Regions from separate parts of the Homo sapiens genome. Here region 1 is linked to region 2. Evidence: read pairs that join two places in POLR2A ChIA-PET (ENCODE). Cell type or tissue: MCF 10A. All regions are shown on one strand. Links, peaks and the distances in the headings refer to the core of each region. The heading gives the core; the rest is flanking DNA.

Region 1 (8,222 bases), core at 2,534-6,533, 110 kb after region 2:
TGTCAGTGTGAGTTTCCTTAAGGTAGGAAATTTTTAAAATAACTTATTAAAACTCACAGTGTTGGCAAGATCTCCTCCCAATCCATGCCCAACTGTGCAGACAGGAGATGAAGACAAGGTGGGGCCTCCCTCTTTTTTTTCTTTTTTTACTAAATTTGGCAGGAAAAGCAAAGGGAAGCTGCTTCTTCCAGTTCCCCACCTGCCCCGCCCTTCTGTTCCACAGAGAACAGAAAGTGCCGTAAGCAACAACTAAGTTTACACTGGCCACTCCAACCACATATCTAGCAATAACTTCATAATTTGTTTTTAAGCATACATTTTCAGGAGGCGAGGCGGGGGACAGGATCTACTGAGGTATACACACTTCATCCTTGAAGGAAATAAACATGAGTCATATTCAAACATTCCAAATCAAAGCATAGGACCCTGGTTGATACATCTTGCTCCTGCAATCAGAAAGAAAGAGTTTAGAATCTACCAGAAGGTAAAGTTACCATACAAGTTTTAACAAATACTTCTGCAGCGGCCAGTGAGAACTCAACTGCTACAAAAATATTTTTGACTTTCTTAATATGAAATAAAAATACCACATAACTCCAACATTTCACAACTGTTAATTAGGCAAGATGCATTATCATGGTATGTACAGTTGAGCCTTGAACAACCTGGGTTGGAAGTGCACAGGCCCACTTATGAGAGGATTTTCTTCCACCCCTGCCAGCCCTGCACAAGCAAGACCAACCCCTCCCTTTCCTCCACCTTCTCAGCCTACTCAATGTAAAGAACGATGATGAGTCATTTCCACTTAATGAAGAGTAAATATATTTTGTCTTCCTTATGATATTCTTAATAACATTTCATTTCCTCTAGCTTACTTTATTGTCAGAATACAGCAATATATTATATATGGAACATACAAAATATGTGTTAATTGACTGTTTATGTTACCAGGAAAGCTTCTGTTCTACAGTAAGCTCTGGTAGTTATGTTTTGGGGAATCATAAGTTACACCCAGATTTTCGACTGTGTGGAAAATTGGCGTCCCCAACCCCATTATTGTTCTGTGAACAATTTCAAATCCTTCCCCTCACTCTTTAATTCTGCAGAATTATTTTTCGGGTGTTTTAAAGGGGGCAATAGCAAAGATTGGGATGACATGCAAAACATCCTCCAGACAAATTTTAGTCTCCATCTTATTCTTTTGTTGAATGAATAATTAAAGTCTTCAGCCATTATGATGCAATCCTCCAGAGAGCTACAAGAAATACAAGGAAAAATAACAGAACTCAACATTTCTTTGGAATCCACCTTCCTCAAAAATGGGTTTAAGGTGATTGTAACCCAAAATGAATACAGAAAAAGCCCTAAGCCTTGGTGTCACGGGAAGCCCAATTGTTCAAAAAAGAGAAGGAGCATAATCACAGTTGTCCGTCTGTATATTGGGGGACTGGTTCAGAACCCGTAAGTAGACCAAAATCCGTGCATACTCAAGTCCTGCAGTCAGCCCTGCAAAACCCTCAAAGGCAGCTGTGCGCGGTGGCAAACGCCTGTAATCTCAGCAATTTGGGAGGCCAAGGCAGGCGGATGACCTGAGGTCAGGAGTTCGAGACCAGCCTGGCCAACACAGTGAAACCCTGTCTCTACTAAAAATACAAAATTAGCCAGGTGTGGTGGCGTACGCCTGTAATCCCAGCTACTCAGGAGGCCAAGGCAGGAGAATCGCTTGGACCTGGGGGGGTGGAGGTTGCAGTGAGTGGAGATCACGCCATTGCACTCCAGCCTAGGCAAAAACTCTGTCAAAAACAACAACAACAACAACAACAAAAAACCCTAAGGCTCTCCCTATACACTGGTTTCCCATTCACCAACACTGAGTTTTCACTCTGCATGTGGTCGAAAAAAAATCCACGTATGAGTAGACACCCCCAGTTCAAAGGTCAACTCCACTTCTCACTAGAATTAAAAAGCTTTACTCCAAATGTAGTTAAAACAGCCCAATATCTTCCTCTTATAAGCAGTAATTAAACTTTAGTGTGGATAAGATTCATCTGGTTTGCTTACTTGAAAATGCAGATCTTTGGCTCAACCTCTAGAAGATGGGACAGAGCCAGAGTGGGGTTGGATGGGGTTGAGAAATCTGCATTTCAACAGTAGTCCACAGGTGACTCTATGCAGACCCTGGAAAACACTCTATTTAAGGGCTCACCACAGCCAGGGACCATATTCCAACTGTCACTTTTCTAGGTCTCATTCTCATTATTTGTTCCAAGACTCTCTCTTATTTTTGCAAATTTAATTTAAAAGTATGAGCATTTCCTGAATGTAACCAGCCACTCTAAGCCAGAGCTGACCTATGAGGGACACATACGTGGCCAAGGCTAGACCAACCAGAACCTCTATATTCTTCACACTGAACTTGAAATTGGGAGTGTGATCTAGTGAAATCACAATGTACTCAAGCTTAACTAGCACAAAGACATGTACCAATGCTTGGAGAAGGAGCAGGGAAGGGAAGAGCATTTAGTAATAGTGCAAATGATGAGCAAATGCCCGGGAGCAAAAGGAGCTGAAAATCCTGTGTTCCTTTAGTGGGTCTTTGATCCCACATGCCCCACAAACCAGGTGCATCTGGCCCTGCTTACTGGTGACTTCCAAGGCTCTGAAAGGATATTTTAACCATAAGCAATTTTCATCTCATATGCTAACTTCAGAACCTGACCTTCAGGTAAGATGTTATTTCACTGGAGGAGAACTTAATAGGTCCACTCAGAATTCATGGCAAGCAGGTCATGGCCTGAGAAGCAGAGGGGCGAGTCTGCTGAGAGCCAGTGGCAAAGCAGAGATATGCAGCGAGAAACAGGGATGAGGCCAGGCACAGTGGCTCATGCCTGGAATCCTAGCACTTTGGGAGGCCAAGGCAGGTGGATCACTTGAGGCCAGGAGTTCGAGACCAGCCTGAGCAATATGACAAAAACCCATCTCTAACAACAACAACAACAACAACAACAAAAACACAAAATGTTAGCTTGGACGTGGTGGCGTGCACCTGTGGTCCCAGCTACTTGGGAGGCTGAGGTAGGATCTTTGAGCCTGGGAGGTGAAGGCTGCAGTAAGCTGCAGTCGCACCACTACACTCCAGACTGGGTGACAGAGGGAGACTCTGTCTCAAAAGAAGAGAAAGAAACAGGGATGAGAAATTAGAGAACTCTGTTCAGGCTCCTGGTGATTCCCATTCCTGGTTCTGCCCCACTCTGAGATATGGCGGCATCCCAGAGTCCTAAAGATATCCCAAGATCCTTCTAATACACACAACGCCTCCCCGTGCCCTCCACCCTGGCTTGCCTGTTAGCTACCTACAACACCAAGGCTCCTAACAAGAACACTAAGTATTCAGACAGAATAATATGACAGAATTCTGAAAGCCTTAGAGATCAAGGGTGACCCTTGGGGGCAGTCCTGAGAGGCCATTTGCAGACTAACAGTTGCCTTGAGGTAGTCTGCAGGGAGGGAGAGCAAAATAAAGCACAGTCAAAACACAACGAGACACAAGAAGAGTGACACAGAGAGAAGGTGCCTCATGTCCTGAAGGATTCCAGTTTTCAATTTCACCATGGGTTCCATGATCCCACTCTAAATCATCCCTAAAAATTCCCTCTGTTACTTATAACCAAAGACACCCTACAAGGAGTACTTTTTAAATATTTTAGGCCAAAGAAGAAGTTTCTGAACTCTCAATAATTTACTTGTGACCCACGAATTGCAGAACAATGCAATTCGCTTACCCTACGCATCCCCTACCCAAATGCTCAGAGGGTCTATGTCTTCACCTCCACACCCCAGTCACCCTAGTCAGCAACTGGCAGGATCATTTTTGCACAGAATCGGAATTTTAGCACTTCACACAGTCCAAACTACTAGGAATGGAGACTGTACTAAAGTCGAAGGACTCTTAACCACATTATGAGTCATAAATAAAGAGCTTGCATTTATCACTTAAACACTTCTAAACCATGTCTCTTTTTTTTTTTTTTTTTTGGTAGTTGTTGCTCTGTCTTGGAAAAGCAGCACAGATAACACAGCTTTCAGAATAAAATCCTCGCATATAAAGGGCAAAAATGTATGGGTGTTTGAGCAATGAACTGGATCCTAGCAGAGGCATTACAAAGGACTCTGTGGGAAAGGTTCCATAGTATCCACAGTCCCACTGAACACATTCTCAATGTGCCATGATGCAAATCCAACATGATGATCGTTTGGTGTGGGTTCTCCCACCCCCACAGAGTGTGGTGGGAGAAGACACCCTCTATATAGTGTCCCATTTTCCCCAGTGGCAACACATGTGCAGAATAGCAGCGATGACGGCCACGCAGAGATGTAGAAGTGACTTAACACCCCTGCTGACTCTGCCTCCTGCCCACCTGAGCCATGGAGGGAAGGTCTGCCAACTGTCCCAGGATGTCAGGTGGACGTGGGAAAGGCGAGTAGAAGACTGAGGCCAAGCGAGCCAGCGATCCCTAAATAAAAGGTGCCACTGGGGTTTTAACTTCCTTTAAGGTCCTAACCAAGGCCTGGGTACTAAATGAAACAAAGAGGCTCTAAAAAACTTGTCACTGCAGACGGTTGAAATGATGCACAGCCAATCTGCCTCCCGAAAGACAGATGATCAAGGCAGAGCCCAGCAGCCAGCAAGGCGAACTCAGTTCCAGCTGGATTTAGGGTCAAAAGGTGGCCGAGGCATTGCCTTCCCAGAAGGAGTGAGTCACGAGGAAAGACTGAAAGCGAGGCAAGGTGGTGGATTTGTTTTTCCCCCAGCTCAGTGTGGGTATTGGCTCAGCAGTATGGAAAAGTGTACTAGAAGGGAGTGAAGGAAGTGTGCATTCCAGAATGAATGGAAGATGCAGGATAATGAATGGCACCAGGCAGGCGCAGAGGCCAAGTCGGAGAAGCATGCAGTGACCTGCACAGCTAGAAGGGGCTGGGCTGCCTTGACTGACCCAGATGGGTCAGACAGAAAGACGGTGTTTTTTTGGCACAGGTTCTGGAACTCAACAGAGTCAAGGACCAGCCCTGGCAGCCAATATCTGGGTGACTTGCCTCAGCCTCTGGAATTCTCAACTGCTTCATCTTTGAAATAGGGACAAGAATAATACCTCCTCTAATGAAGCTGCTAACATGTATTTAAAGCTTTTTGTAGCAACAGCACAGAGGTTGGCAAACTACTAGCCTGTAGGCCAAATCTTTCTGACCACCTGCTTTTTACAGGCCATGAGCTGAGAGTGATTTTTACATTTTTATATGGTTGAAGAAGACAATGAAAATACTATTTGGTGACACATGAACACGATGTGAAATTGAAATTTCGGTATTCATAAATAAAGTTTTATTGGAACACAACCACACCCAGTCACTTACAGATTGTCTATGGCTGCTTTTGCACTACAATGGCAAAACTAAGAGAGCTGAGAGACTGTATGGCCTGCAAAGCCTAATGGATTTACTATCTGGCCCTTTACAGAAATTTGCTGACCCCTGCATTAGCCAAAAGAGAGCACAATCAGCAGTGCCTCATTCTACAAGTAAAGAAATGCAGACAGATCGTGAAATCTTTTTATTAAGATACAATTCACATGCCATAAAATTCACCCTTTTAAACAATAGAACTGAATGGATTTTAGTATATTCAACGGTTGTGAAACCATCACCACAATATAAGTTAGAAGATCACCACCCCCAAAAGAGATCCTATACCCATTAGCAGTCTCTCCCCATTCCTCTCTCTCCAGCTCCCTGCAACTACAAATCTACTTTGTGTCTTAATGGATTTGCCAGTTCTGGATCTTTCTTATAAATGGAATTGAATATGCGGTCCCTTGGTGTCTGGCTTCTTTTAGTTAGCACAATGTTTGCAAAGTTCATCAATGGTGCAGCAGGAGTACTTCATTCCTTTTTGTGGCTGAAAAACACTGCATTGCAAACATTCATCACATTTTGTTGATCCACCAGTTGATAGACATCTGAGTTGTCTCCACTCTTTGGCTATTATAAATCATTCTCCTATGAACATTTATGTACAAGCTTTTCTGTAGATAGACAATTTCATTCCTCTTGGGTTCATATGCAGGAGTAGAAATGCTAGGTCCCAGTTTATCTATTTGTTCTTTGTTGCGTGTGGTTTGGTTTCACATCTAAGAAACCACTGCCTTATCCATGGTCATGAAGAAGATTTATTCCTATAATTTCTTCTAAGAGTTTTCTATATTTAGGTCTTAATACTTTCGGGTCTTCGATGTGTATGTTGTAAAGTAGAGGTCCAACTACATTCTTTTGCACGTGAATATACTGTTTTTCTCAGCATCATCTGTTAAGAAGACTATTCTTTCTCCACTGAATTGGCTTGGCACCCTTGTTGACAATCAGCTGACCATAAATGTAAGGGTTTATTTCTTGACTCTCAATTCTATTCCATTGATCTGTATCTCCATACTTATTCTCGTACCATACTTTCTTGATTATTGTAGCTTTGTTTTAGGTTTTTTTATTTTTTATTTTTTTGTTTTTATTTTTTTTTTGTTTGAGATGGGGTCTCGCTCTGTCGCCCAGGCTGGGGTGCAGTGGCGCAATCTTGGCTCACTGCAAGCTCCGCCTCCCGGGTTCACGCCATTCTCCTGCCTCAGCCTCCCTAGTAGCTGGGACTACAGGCACCTGCCACCATGCCCAGCTAATTTTTTTTTTTTTTTTTGTATGTTAGTAGAGATGGGGTTTCACCGTGTTAGCCAGGATGGTCTCGATCTCCTGACCTCGTGATCCACCTGCCTCAGCCTTCCAAAGTGCTGGGATTACAGGCGTGAGCCGCCGCGCTCGGTCATCTCTGTTCTTTTTCAAGTGTTTTGGCTATTCTGGCTTCCTGGCATTTCCATATGACTTTTAGCATCAATCTATCGATTTCTGCCAAAAAAAAAAAAATACCTGGGATTTTGGTAGGGACTGCAATTAAATCTGTAGATCAACATGGAGAGTGCCACCTTGATAACAATAAGTCTTCCAGTCTATGAACATATGATATCTTTCCATTTACTTAGGTCTTTAACTTCTTTCAAGAATATTTTGTAGTTTTCAGTGTATGAGTTTTATACTTCTTTTATTATATCTATTCCTAAGTATTTTTGATGCTATTGTAAATACAATAGCTTGAAATCTTTTTTATTAGCATAAATTTTAAGTTGGAATTGTAGAAAGTCAATCAGTAGATGTACAAGAAACAAGGACCAAAGCCTAACAGAAATCGAAGGTAAAACTAAAGCTGGATTTCAGGGAGATACTATATGTCAAGATTCATGTCAGGCTTTTTAAGCTTCATGAGAGCACAAATAGTGTCTGTCTTGCTTATCCTGCACACCTAGCACATAGTAGACATCTAAATAAACACCTGTTGAATGAACAAAGTTTATCAGTAGCAGAAAACACTTAAAATCTGTATTTTCTAATCTAGGCAATAAATATGCCCTTAAATATTCATTTCTTCAAGCCCTAGGTTGGTCTTAATGGTGTGCATTGAAGATATTACTGACGATAATGAGGCAAAATATTCTCAAGCATGACACAAGTTTGGTGAGGGCCCCTGCCAGGTGACAAATCCCCTTTAGTCTTTCCCAGCTAGAAAGTTCAAGACAATGTCACTAGACAAGGAAGAGAATAAGAGTAAGCAGGAGAGGAAGCACCTGAGCTTTTTGCAAACAGCACTGGTCCGCCAGACAATGATGTAAACAACGTCTAATGACACCCAAAGGTAAAACAAGAAATGCTGCAGAAGGTGCTAGAAAAGAAAGAGTGAAGGGGGGACAAGAAGGGTGAGAAACACAAACCAATCTACAGGAGAAAAATGTTGAAACTCAAGGCTAAATATGGCATTTATCACTACTTTCCTTTGTTGTCAAGGGTAACAGATAATCAATTAAAATAATAAACTTTCGTTAAGGACAAGAATACTGTATGTGCTGCAGGGGCACCATGCTAAGTGTCTCATGTACATAATCTCATTAACTTCTTGGGACAACCTTAAGGCAAGTATTATTATCATCACGATTCTAGAGCAGGGACAACAGAGACCTGGAGATGTCAGGGTAATTCACCTAAGGCCTCGCTTCTCCAAACTGCCACCGTTGGCATTTAAACCCAGGTCTCCTGACTCCAAATGTGTGCACTATGCTGAATATGTATGAATA
Region 2 (8,222 bases), core at 2,740-6,739:
ATGGGCTCCATAATTTAAATCTACCATTCATTTTAGGGAGCTAGGTTCAAATGGCAAGGGTAGAAAACAAAAATTTGTTTCCTATAATAATTCAATGCTGGTTCTTTTTTCTATAATTATTCTGAAGTGTTAAAAGCGGTGTATTTTCCCCTTCACTCAAAAGAGCTAATAGGGGAAGAAATTAGTAACTGTCAGAACCAACATATTTTATCATGGCCACCTCAGATCTAAACACTACTTAACTGTCAATTATCAAAATTCAAAGGTAGGATATAAATCTAAACCAAAAGATTAATTTGAGGCAACAATATTTTGTCCAGTTAGCCATTTGAGACCAATACCACTGTCACTATCGCAAGAATTAAGAAATCACAATATCACTGTCACTATCACAAAAATTACGAAAGCATCTGCCAGGCATGGTGGCTTATACTTATAATACCAGATACTCAGGAGGGTGAGGCCAGGAGTTCCAGACCAACCTCTGCAATATATGAAAGACCGGTCTCAAAAAAAAAAAAAAAAAGCCGGGTGCAGTGGCTCACACCTATTAATCCCAGCTCTTTAGGAGGCCAAGGTGGGTGAATCACCTGAGGTCAGGAGTTCAAGACCAGCCTGACCAACATGGTGAAACCCCATCTCTACTAAAAATACAAGAAATTTGCCAGGTATGGTGGTAGGCACCTGTAATCCCAGCTAGCAGGAGGCTGAGGCAGAAGAATCACTTTAAACTGGGAGGAAGAGGTTGCAGTGAGCTGTGATTGCACTACTGCACTCCAGCCTGGGTGACAGAGGGAGACTCCATCTCAAAAAAAAAAAAAAAAAAAAAAAAAAAAAGGGAGGGGAGGGGAGGGAAGGAAAAAGAAAACACAGCATCTATTCAATCAGTTATATATTTTTGAAAGGTTATATATCTTAAGAATTTAAGAATTAGAAGTTAGTGACACATAAGGGGAATGAAAGAAAAACAATATTCCCAATAACAGCCTCTAATCTTTGTAGAAGAACTACAAAGAAAAAAAAAAAGTAGATGTTTACAGAAGCTGTAGGCCATGGGTAAAACTGTGCTGGTCTGACTCAAGGCCATACCTAACACCTGCTCTCAACAGGTAAGAAAGAAACTGGATCTCCATGAACATTCTTAGACTCAACCATCAGTGCACCAAGGGCAATGACATTTAGAGACTCGTCTCTCCATTCACCACATCATTTGCAAACTGATTTGGAGGTTTCTAGTCTAACTCAGCATTTCCCAAAGTGTGCTGCAAGTACCCCGGGTGGTAAGTGGGATGGTTTTAGGTGGCAAATGGATGAGCATATACACATACATGTACATACACATACATATATGCACACACACACATTTTAGGAGCTAGGTATTTTTTTTTATTATTATTATTATTTTGAGACAGAGTCTTGCTCTTGTCGCCCAGGCTAGAGTGCAGAGGCGTGATCTCGGCTCGCTGCAACCTCCGCCTCCCAGGTTCAAGTGATTCTCGTGCCTCAGCCTCCTGAGTAGCTGGGATTACAGGCGCCCGCCACCACACCCCCAGCTAATTTTTGTAATTTTAGTAGAGACGGGGTTTCACCATGTTGGCCAGGCTGGTCTCGAACTCCTGAGATCTGCCCACCTTGGCCTCCCAAAGTGTTGGGAGCCACTGCGCCCGACCAGGTATTTATTTTTATAGTGTTCTTTCTTTTCTGGCCCACCATCATATTAGTTTTCCATTTACAGCCAAATTCTGAAGTTTCCTCTTATGAAAAATGTTAAAATAACTAATGATGAAAACTTAAAAAGCAATTTACAGGAAAAATATTAGGTATATTATACTACAAATGTATAAAGAGGAGGCAAAAATGAGGGTGTGGAGTTTGACAAGCAATGGTCTAGCCACACAAAGAGTGACATGGAAGGTGATGAGACTAATATTAGGGCAAGTAGCAGGAAGGTGGCATGATTTCTAATTCCATCAGGATGCTACAGGGGCCACTTCACCTCTCTGAGCATCAGTGTCCTCAGCTGTGTAGAAGATGAAGTCTGTGCATCCCAAATGTTCCTATCATGGGACTCCTTAAAATGGTGAAAAAAATTCTATGCATACACATAAACACATACAGATACACGCACCTATAAACATATACACAAACATAGTCACACATTCTACATATATGTATGTAAAACAACCAGACCCTGCCCAAGTGGATCAGCAAAGCAAGCAAAAGGATTATGAATAAAGTCGCTTTTCCTGCCTGACCTTAAGCATCTGAGTTTCTATCCTTTTTTTTCTTTTTTTTTTTGAGACAGGGTCTCACTCTGTCACCCAGGCCGCAATGCAATGAAGCAATCAAGGCTCACTGTAGCCTTGAACTCCTGGGCTCAAGCAATTCTCTCACCTAAGCCTCCTTAGTACCTAGGACTACATGTACCTGCCACCATGCCCGGCTAATTTTTTGGTAGAGACAGAGTCTTGCTATGTTGCCCAGGCTACCATGTGAGTTCTACCTCCTGTCTTAACCCATGTCTGGTGAGCCCTATGCCCAGTGAATGAAATCACGGACTACAAGTTTTTTTACATTCCTCTCAAGCTCTATAATGTCAGAACGCCACAAAGCCTCACCCTAGGATAGCGTTGAGATGAGACTAGAAATGCCCATGTCCCCAAGGATGCTACTGGACTGCAAGGGACAGACACAGCAAAGCAAAATCTGTCACCATCATTCCCAGAGTTAGGTGTTTCCTGAAGCAGAGACCTGAGCGACAAATTCTTTGGGAAAAACCAAGTAAGAATGCGCAAAGCAAGAAAGAAACTACAGGGGAAAGTGAATAAATATCATTTTCCTTGATTCTGACATCAGGATAAAAAAAATTAAACACATTAAAGGTGAATTTAGCTAGGCGATGTCATCCTCTACCCTCAGGTAAATGTATGCCCTGTTCGTAATTTCAGAAAAAAAGAATAAAGTTGCACATGGTTTCAATATTTTTTCTGTGCTAGAACAATCTAGTTATCTTTTTATTCAATAAGAACACCAAAATCGCTTGTGTTTCCTAAATAATCTTGAATTTATATAATTTGACATTTTTTTCAAAGAAGCATAAATTGTGTGAGGGCCATCTCCCCAGCGTAGGACAATAAATGGCAGGGCATCCTATTTTAGGATAACCACAATATGCAAACATCAGAACCCAGCCGACTCAGGACAGAGACACCTGCGTAGTGAATGGTTCACACTAGAAACAGAGGGGCCGCTGGTCTCAGGACCTCCTGACCAAAGAAAGGCTGGCTTGACTCTTCTTTCATCCAAGTGGGATGATGTCACCAAGCCACTGCCCAAACCTTCTCTCAGAATGGCTGACTTACTCTTAAAACCATCACCACCTACCATAATTCTCTTAAACAAAAACAGACCAGTGTTGGCCCTCCTATGATTAGCCTCCCAGCTGCCTCTGAACTGCTGATGGAGCACCTCCATGTGAAAAGCTCAGAAGGCAAGTCATAATTTGATCCCCTCTTGACGTGGCCTTGGTTTCCTATTTTATCATTTTAGGAGATGCTTCCTTTTGAAATTTTCAAACAACCCAGCCCAACTTTTTAAGACAGTCTGCAGTCACCCCGCAATTGGGATGCTGAACATCTTTTACTTTCAAGCACTGCGACATCTTAATGGTGTGATGTGGAACAGGAAACATTAACTCACCCGCTAGTTTCAGTCACACTTCACAGCTTTCTAACACAAGTCAAGGACAACACGTAAGGAAGTTAGAAGTCAAGGGGAGTGATAATGCAGGCACTTCAGAAGAGAGAAGCATGCAACAGCATCAGCATAAACACGAACTTCTCAACCAACAACCCTCCCCCTTTTCACTCCTATTAGAAAAACTACATACAATCCAAAATGTTCTAGTGCTCCTTAAACCTAAATGCACGTGAATCACCTGGCCATCTTGGCAAAAGACTGATTCAGTCGGTCTGGGGTGGGGCCTGAGACCCTGCATTTCTAATAAGAACTCAGGTGATGCCGCGGCTGCTCGTTTGAGGACCACACTTTGAGCAGTGAGGGCATGGGGTCCCTCCCCCACGTCCTCACCTCTCTTCTCACCCTTCCAGTGAGGTCAGGAGAGCCCACAACTGAAAACAGGTTTCCACCTGAACAAGGCTGAAAACTTGTTTCAAATGAATCTGAAGTGTGGGGAAATAATCGAAAAGAAAGCCAAAAAGAATAATCGCCCAAGCTGCAACAAGTCCTTCCAATTAAACAGAGAAGGAACTCACTGGTAGTGCTGTACAGCTCCCACACTTCAGAGAAGGATCTAGGGGACAAACTTAACCAATGGAAGAAAAAAAGGGGTGAATGCCCTCTCTCTTGGCTGTGTAAGCCTTGAAATTCTTTCATCTCAGTAAGAGTTACCTACCATTTCTGGGTACACACACACACAAGCGCGCACACACACACACACTCACACACCCCTTCTTTCATATGGAGAAAACACAAACCAAAACTCCAATACAAACCCCCATGTGTAAGCTAAGACAAGTCAAGATTTCCTTGGAGAAAACTAAAACTCATTCAGGAGCCAGGAAAGAGCTGCCTGAAGCCCAACACCCAGCCCAATATCTGAGGCCTCCAACTCTCCAGCTGCTACAGGCAACCCAGTAAGATGCCAATGTCTCTGGTTCAACAGGTTTAGAACACCTCCAAGTCCCCAGAGACAATTTCACATCTTCAAAGCTCTCACTGAGGGTGAATTTATGAATCCACACAGCACCTACAAGTTCTTCCTTCCCTAGGTGCTATTAAGCCCATTTCACAGATGAGGAAGCAGAGAGAGACATAAGAATTGTGGCAACTTGCCAAGCGCATCGCAGAGCAAGACCAAGCGTGCATCCAAAGTGAGAAGGCTCCAGGCTCCCACTCCCAAGACCAACCCAGCCACTCAGAACATCCTAGTCACAGGCCCTGAAGCGGTGTTCCTTTGGCAAAGACAGAGGTTCACCTTGGACTTCTGCCAAGGAAAAACACATTAGTCCTAAAGGCGTGTCCTCTGTCTCCCCTCGCAAACTGCTCAACTTTATAGGATATCCGGGATTAGACCAGCTTCTCCTCACACAAAGAGCATCCCCCTGCTGGCTGGCATGCTCAGACATGGTTCTACCAGGGGTACAAAGCAGACCTGACAAAGAATCATAGGCCATAGAACCAGAATTAGAGAGGTAGCTGGCCATGGGGCCAACACAGGGGCCTCCCAGGCTGGCCTGTGTGGATTTCTCAGTCACGTTATCTGCATCCCAGGCACACTGTATCTCCCACCTCACTGAGCCCTTCAGCAACCCTGGCAGGGAAGTGCTATTATGCTCCCCCGCCGCCCCGCCCATTCTATGTGTGATCTAGCTGAGCCTGAGACATCTTCAGTTGTATTTAATCAGCTTGTCTTAGGTCACATGATTTCATGAATGGCCCTAAATATACCCGCAAGTCCATAAAGATGCACCAGCAGAAATATATTTCTATTTTTATTTCTTACTTATTTTATGTACATATTTATTTTTTAGAGACAAGGTCTCCTTATGCTGCCCAGGTTTATCTGGAATTCTTGGCTTCAAGTGGTCTTCCCGCCTCAGCCTCCCAAGTCGCTGGATTATAGGCCCAAGCTGTCAGGCCTGGCTTAGAAACATTTCTAATGCTAACATTTCTGCCAGAATGCCAACCTTTTTCAATAAGTAACAAAGAACTGCGCTGAAGGATGGTCCTTTAACCATAGTCTCACCAGCAGCAAGAAGGAAGGGACAATGATTTTGGCGACCAGGCAAACAGAGGCATCACCTCCTCTGCAGTCAAACAGGGAAGATCATAAATCCCAATTTGGGCTTTCAAGTCATAATTAGGATAATGTCCATCTTTTGCAAGCTCTGGCGATGTTGCAAGCACTGGGTAGGGCGCCTTCCCTATCTCATTTGTAATCCCCACCATAACCTTGCAATGTTACCAATGAGGAAACAAGTGCTTTGCCCAGTGCCCACAGCCAGGTAAAGAGGATTCCATGTCTGGTTCTCCTGACTCTAAATTTGTGATATTTCCACCACACCACACCATGGAAATTAGGTGGTTCTGTAAGAACACTGGGGACCACCATGCCTAAGAATCATAAAATGCAGCTAACTTCCAGAGGTGTATTAATCAAACCCAAAACTGTCAGAAGGTTTTTAAAAACCCACAAAAATCCGCACTCCAATTTTGCCACTAATTTCCAAGCCATCATAGGAAAACCACCAAAACAAGGTTGGTGTCACTGCCGAGCTGAAGAAGTGGTCCTCAGAATTCATCCAGCAACTGCTGCCTATGCTGGGCTGGCTTCTGTCAGCAAAAGTGGAGGACACAGCCCTGGCCTTCAAGAATCCAATGTTCCCATTGGAGAAGCCAAACACTTTCATGAAACAACGTCCAGCCTGGGGTGGGAGGAAGTCACAAGCCAACTGTAAGAGGTAAGGAGTGATCAAGAACAGGGAAAGCTTTTTCTAGGAAGAGGGAAATGTGTATGGCAGTTGCCATACTCTCAGTGTTTACTCAGAAAAAGAAAAAAAGCACTATCTTGAATTTGTATTCATATACTGGAAATCTACTAACTTGCAAGTGTCAGACAATAATCTACAAGGTGTCTTCATTTTCCTGTTTTTTTTTGTTTCGTTTTGTTTTGTTTTGTTTTGTATGAGACAGGGTCTCACTGTGCTGCCCAGGCTGGAGTGCAGTGGCACAATCTCGGCTCACTGTAGCATTCACCTCCCAGGTTCAAGCAATTCTCCTGTCTCAGCCTCCTGCGTAGCTGGGATTACAGGCATGTGCCACCACACCCGGCTAATTATTTGTTGTTGTTGTATTTTTAGTAGAGACAGGATTTTACTATGTTGGCCCAGCTGGTCTCGAACTCCTGACCTCAAGTGATCCACCCGCCTTGGCCTCCCAAAGTGCTGGAATTACAGGTGTGAGCCACCACACCCAGCCATTTTACTGTTCTTAATACAGACTCTGGTTTCCAAATCCATTCCAAGGGGCCACTGCAGTGTGGAGGGTGGGGAGGGGAGACCAACTTCTCAGAGCTGGAACTCCCTCAACTTCCTGGTGTATAACCGTCTCCTCAGCTCCTGGCAGAGTCCCTGGCAAAATAAATGCTTAATAAGTATCTGCTGAATGAAAAAAACAAGGAGAAGCTTTGAACTCATGCCCTTACTCAACCATAATAACTCAACTTTTGTTTATTTTAAAGGTGGGGGGGCTCTGAGTAAGATTTCATTTGGTCAAGGCAATCAAACCACTTAAAAAAAAAAAAGAACTGAAAAAGACATGAGATTTATGAGTATCTATGAATACCTCAACATTTGCCCTCATTTCTTTCTCTACCATGACATTCATCCAACATGAAGGGCCATTAAATTGAGCTTATTCAAACTCTTGCAAATTTCCAGGATCCCAACCATGTACACTCACCCACGTATAGCTGAACCACATCAATCAATAGTGTGGCCTGTTTAAGACCACAGTCTGCAGGCCAGCTGGGTTTGACTAACATGCTGGCTCATCCAGGTCTCTGCCCAGGACTGAAAATACCCTAGCATCAGCTCAATGCATGAGCCTCTCATCATGCCAGCTCTGATCCTATGAGATGTTGAAAGAGGATATTAACTTGATGGTGATACCTCTTGACCTAAGAGCTAGAAAACAGGGCACTCTGGAAATGCAGGTAGGTCTGAGGATTGAAAAGATCCTATGAACATTGAAAGAATCAGGCAAAGGAGTCAGGGGAGGGAATTAACACTATAAGCTCAACTCCTGGCTAATGGTAAGCTATTTTCCTAAATATGCAGCCCCAGTAAATCACCAAACAATCTGTAAACTCTTGTTAGATGGGAGTCTCTCCTTGCGAAGATGTCAGGAAGGACCATGGAAACGTATGGTATATAGTCACTGCCCTCAAAGAATTCAGGGGAGACTATTCAAAAGATTTAGTATTAGGCAAAGAGGAGAAGTCTTCTACAAGACGACCCAAGTGGAATGAATGCACAGGATAAGTAGAGATGAACCCAGCTGAGCCAACTAAATGTGGTTTCTGATAAAGGGAGGGTTACTGTGGCTATATGAAGGAAAAATGGAAACTTAACAGGGAAAGTGCTAGAGTTTTTCCATCCCTTCCACACACGCTCATCCCACCTCAAGGTCTCCTCTGCCTA

The links. Peaks named below come from ENCODE experiments on the same cell type or tissue, not always from the same donor. Only the 100,000 strongest peaks of a DNase experiment are listed, where the experiment ranks them.
Region 1: POLR2A ChIA-PET joins it to region 2 with 6 read pairs; 3 of 35 experiments call an interaction of 5 or more read pairs at or near these places.

Annotation. Positions count from the first base shown.
Region 1 is chr3:71,532,557-71,540,778 of GRCh38, forward strand. All of the region lies in intron 2 of FOXP1 (forkhead box P1), which reads right to left. Among named protein-coding and RNA genes, the nearest start is that of MIR1284, 5.4 kb to the right of the region's middle. In MCF 10A, for the core only: no CTCF peak of the experiment used is centred there; DNase peaks (open chromatin) are centred at 3,935 and 4,785.
Region 2 is chr3:71,418,427-71,426,648 of GRCh38, forward strand. All of the region lies in intron 3 of FOXP1 (forkhead box P1), which reads right to left. Among named protein-coding and RNA genes, the nearest start is that of MIR1284, 120 kb to the right of the region's middle. RefSeq lists an enhancer at 3,574-3,623. In MCF 10A, for the core only: no CTCF peak of the experiment used is centred there; a DNase peak (open chromatin) is centred at 4,995.